Regions from separate parts of the Homo sapiens genome. Here region 2 is linked to region 1. A link is an interaction called in ENCODE POLR2A ChIA-PET data of the cell type or tissue named here. Cell type or tissue: MCF 10A. All regions are shown on one strand. Region 1 overlaps MCC (MCC regulator of Wnt signaling pathway). Region 2 overlaps MCC (MCC regulator of Wnt signaling pathway).

The links. Peaks named below come from ENCODE experiments on the same cell type or tissue, not always from the same donor. Only the 100,000 strongest peaks of a DNase experiment are listed, where the experiment ranks them.
Region 2: POLR2A ChIA-PET joins it to region 1 with 5 read pairs; 2 of 35 experiments call an interaction of 5 or more read pairs at or near these places.

Annotation. Positions count from the first base shown.
Region 1 is chr5:113,231,299-113,233,798 of GRCh38, forward strand. The region is part of intron 3 of MCC (MCC regulator of Wnt signaling pathway); the gene reads right to left. Among named protein-coding and RNA genes, the nearest start is that of TSSK1B, 200 kb to the right of the region's middle. In MCF 10A, no CTCF peak of the experiment used is centred here; DNase peaks (open chromatin) are centred at 233, 1,133 and 1,533.
Region 2 is chr5:113,169,517-113,172,016 of GRCh38, forward strand. All of the region lies in intron 3 of MCC (MCC regulator of Wnt signaling pathway), which reads right to left. Among named protein-coding and RNA genes, the nearest start is that of DCP2, 190 kb to the left of the region's middle. In MCF 10A, no CTCF peak of the experiment used is centred here; no DNase peak of the experiment used is centred here.

The sequences.
Region 1 (2,500 bases):
CAACTCTTTAATTTAGGAGTTCAGTTTGTATTACATTCTCACACATCACCAGTAAATATGCTTCCATCTAAAATCTGTCTTAGGACACAAATCCTTACAAAGTGGTGTCCTTTTGTTTCAGTTTTGTAAATTAGATATTCTTACCAAGTTACAATGAAAGAGACCTGCTATTTAGCCAGATCACAACTCAGAATATTCATATGACCACAGGACATGGGTGATGTTTCACCCATTAGTCATGGCTGTCTCCCATGTTCACTTTGTTCCTACAGGCAAATATGTTAATGAGCTTTCTCATTAATCCTCTTTCCCCCATATCATCTCTAAAATGGAATTTCCTCCTAGGAAGAAAATGTCAACAAATTTTCTTGACAGCTATGAAAGTTACAAGTCATGTCTCTAAGATAGTCGTGATTACCAATTTGCCAATGTGTCTGAAAGAAATAGCAAAAATATGTATTGAACTTTGAGACAAATATCATGGTTTTGCTGATATCCAGTGGGTTTTTGCAAGCTGTCATATTTATTATAAGGCTATTTCACATAGTCAGTGTTGCCAATGAACATCCAAATCATTGTCTACCTTAGTAGACTTCAACTCTATTAATCCCCAGTAATCTCTAGTTTTTACTATATATCTGACAACTTACTGACACTAAGTTGTACAGGACCTATATAATTTTGAATCTAAACAACCTCCTGGTTTTATAATGTAGACTCAAACTATGAAATACAATTGCCTAAATAGTTTATCACCACCTCAAGCACAAAGATACTATGTTATTTGTTAACTAGCTTTCACCTTAAAGCAAACTCTAAAATAAAAGCAAAAATAAAATGTATCACTTTTAACATTGAATTTTCTAAACTCCAGGGGAAAAAAGAACAAGCATGAAAGTCACATCCATCCACAGTGAAGTAGGAAAACAACATATCCAGAATCCTTTTCAGATTTGCATTTCTGCTTAATCCATTTAATGTAGTATGGTTGTATTCTATCTTCCAATGCTGGGATACTGGGTCTCAGTGGATTTCAGTGGGTGAATGAGGAGTCCAGTTACATAATTTTGGAATCAATCTTCCAGAATTGGATGCCTGAACACTAGCACATAATAGCAACAGGCCATGTGAGTCAACATGTCCACACCCTTGCCCAAGTCTATCAGCTTTCAGGCATCTCCAAACACTCCCTTTGCCTTCCTATTCTGAATTCGCACGCCCAAAAAAGCTGAGATCAGAGACTCTGTCAGTTTACTTGGTAGTTTTTTCACATTAACTTTCAGATTCAGATTAATGCATAATTATACACACATCAATGTACCAACACTTCAAAAAACCTTTAATGGAAAGTACTTTGAAAATTTATTAAAGCAAGAAAGGACCCATTTGAACACAAGAATACAGAATTGCAAATTAAGTATAATTAATATAATATTTATATGAGGCAGAACTTTCATACGGATCTTTAGAAAAACCCAGACTCTTCACCATGTGCAGAGTGCTTTAAGGAGGCTTGGAGCCAGATGGTCTGGGCTTAAAGCCAGGCTCTACCAGTTACTATGTGACCTGGGGCAGGTTCCTTAAATTCTGTCTTCTCAACTATAAAATGGAGATGATTTAAAGTATCTACCCAGGAGCAGAACCAGGATTGGAGAAGTCTGAAGCGTATGGAGCAGGCAGTTATTTTCAAAGACTTATAATCTTTTATAAGTCTTGTTACAGGGCTAAATGAAATACCTGTAAAGCACTTAGCAAAGCAGCCAGCAGGCAGGCAGTGCTCTATAAACCTGACTATCACTAATATTAGTGAAGAGAGGAAATGAGTGTTATAGGCCCATCCACTTTATCTGAGGCTATCAGAGGAGAGGAAACAAGCTTCTTTGAAACAAACTGTTTTGGAACCAAATGGAATATTTATTTACATGGCAAGTTATATCGGCAAATGTATGTAACACCTACCATGAACTGCAAAAGCTGAAAATACCCATATTAAGGGCGGAAAGTTGCCAAAAGGTTTGATGTTTTCCTATAATTATCTTAGATAACTAAATGTGCATCTCAAATGTCTACCCCAAATGCCTCTCAATGTCTCAGACTAGAATGCATGAATTTAAGAAAAGGTGACCAAGGTATTCATACTACCTGCTCCAAACACAAATATGAATGCAATGAAGTTTCCTTAAAACTTGACAGATTCTCTGAAACCCTGGGTATCTTAAGCCCTCATTCCAAGGAACAATCTAATGATTGAGAAAAGGAATAAAATGGCTATTTCTTTGTGATTTATAGTTTTGGGGTGATACTAACTGGCACATATGTGACTTCTCTCTCCTCTCTCTCACTGTCCCTTTGTCTCCCTCCACCCCAACTCCAGCCAGATGGCAACAGCATGTCAGAAACATTTAGTATTAAATCAACATTTCCTTGAGAATTAGATTCAAATCCATCCTGAGTCACCTAAGATATATTTGGCTGCCCCAAATCCCTAGATTACAAATAA
Region 2 (2,500 bases), 62 kb before region 1:
CACTGAGAAACAAGTAAAGGTTGTTCTTGAAAAAATGTTCTCTCATTAAGACCCAGTCAAACTGCTCAGGTGTGGTGCCAAGGGGGTTAATGTACAAATTCAGAAGCTCTATATGGGGTCACATTCTGGCCATGGGGAGACACAAGGGTAGGTTTCTTAAAATGCATTGACTTGACCTCTTCCCCAAGAGCAGTCACCTTTTGAACTGCTGTGGGATGACCTGGGAAAAAAACAGAAAGCTCTGCAATCAGGCACTCTGTGTGAGTGTTTGTAGTCAACAATCAGAGGGCTGTCTAGAAAACAAAATGCCTCATTTCTTTAATAGTAGCTATTCAGGCAGCAAGAGGCAATTTAAAGACTGGCCAGCAAAGTGCACTGTTTGGGAGATCGGCATAAATGATAACATTTCTATTCTACTCCAGCTTTTATGCATTGCTCAACTTCACATTGCTTAAATAAAGTACTTCCTTCTGGGGATGGCAAGTACATGATACCTCAGCTACAGCTACTATGGTAGAATTAGATGGATATACCCCACACATCTAAGCTCCAATACAAAATTCTTAGGGATTTTTAGTAAGATGCACAAATGAGTATTTTTAAGCACAAAGTCATGGGCAGGTCTGGTCTTCATAGAAAGAAGCTTGACCATTGATGGTAGTGTCTTAATCTAAATTTCTTTTTTCTTCTTTACAGCACCTACTTCTTTTAAACAAGGACAGATGGAGCCATAGGGTGCTAACTGGTCCCTTTACTCCTTTCACTTTTTTGTCCTTTTCTTCAATGGACTTTACTTCTAATCCATGGCAGAATCATCCTCTCCTTGTAGAATTGGGCAATATACCATATTCCTACCTCCTTAGGCAAGAAGGGACATTTCCAAAATTTTCTGATAAACCACAACTGCATGAATGGTGAGAAGCTTGGATGCTTTTTATTTCTGTGGCGTCATTAAAGTCCCACAGTACCCAGCCTTTGCTATGCACACCCACCCATGTCCCTATCTGCTTGTGGGAAGCTAATATTTACTCTACCCACTTCCTAGGGATACCGGGGTCTCGGGGCATTCCTATAAGTGTTGTTTGTTAAAAGCACTACAAAAATGTTACAGTTCAAGGTAGTATTTACTGACTTTTATATATAACTCTCCTTACTGGTGTTCTTAAAATTCATCTCTAACATACTTTATTATGTTTGCCTCTGTTTACAAAATTTGACAAGAAGTTATAGACTTTTCGTGATGTGGTCAGTAGTTACAGTATAAGCAAGCAACTCATATGTTTTGCTCCCAGAAAAGAGCCCTTGGGAATACTTATCTCTAAGGGCAAGACTTGAAATCTGAGAGTCAGATCCAAATATTGCCAGATGGCTGGCAATACCTTTAAGCTGAAGAGTGGGTGTTTGGCTCCCACACTGGGCGTTCTGCATCCAGAACTGAGACTCTGTGGAAGCACCGAGTACATGCGTCCCTAAAGCTTTGGCTTCAGTGGCTCTCCTGAACCATTTCTGTTTGTCAAAGGCATGTGACCATGTCCTGGCAGTTCACTCAGATATCTGCCCTCCACACAAAAATTTGATCACAACTGCCTACATCCACAAGAAAGCTCCTGAGTCAAGTTTAGCAGAGTGCTATCACAGCATGGTGCAAGATAATTTCCCATCAGACAGGCAGCCATTCTCTTGAACCTAAAGACAAAAGGAGGAAGCATAGAAAATAGAGCTGTTTCATCACTTGGGTACTTATGAGTTTACATCTCTGCCCCAAAATGTATTAAGCTTCAGTCGGGCAATTACCTAACAAGGGCAAAAATGCACAGAGACAAGCAGAAGGCGGAAACCTCTTATTTTTTAATTTTTGAGACAGAGTGTCACTCTGTTGCCTAGGCTAGAGTGTAGTGCCACGACTCGGCTAACTGCGAACTCTGTCTCCTGGGTTCAAGCTATTCTGGTGCCTCAGCCTCCTGAGTAGCTAGGACTACAGGCATGCACTATTACACCTGGCTCATTTTTGTATTTTTAATAGAGACAGGGTTTCACCATGTTGCCCAGGCTGGTCTTGAACTCCTGGCCTCAAGTGATCAGCCCATCTTGGCCTTCTGAAATGCTGAGATTAGGGGCATGAGCCACCGCGCCTGGCCCTGGAAAGTGGAAACCTCTTTAACCCAGAACATCTAATTGGTGGCTCTGTGGCCTGTATCATTTCACAGGTGGTTACCGGGCAGCCTCCAAGAACGGAAGCAGCTGTGGCAAGGGAATTCTCCAGAATCTGTGAGGTTTCTAGCTACGAAGAGCTTCAGTGATATCTGCTTGTCACCAGCAAGTCCTGGAACTCATCAGTAACTGACCCTACTACATGAGCCCCTACATAAGGAAGGCTCTCCCTTCTCACCCTCATGATCCATCTCCCATGGTTCTTAGCAAACCATCAGTGCCATGTTTTGACCAAGAAAAAGTAAAATGGAAAGCTATCCAAATGTTGACTGACTTCAGGTACTATGGG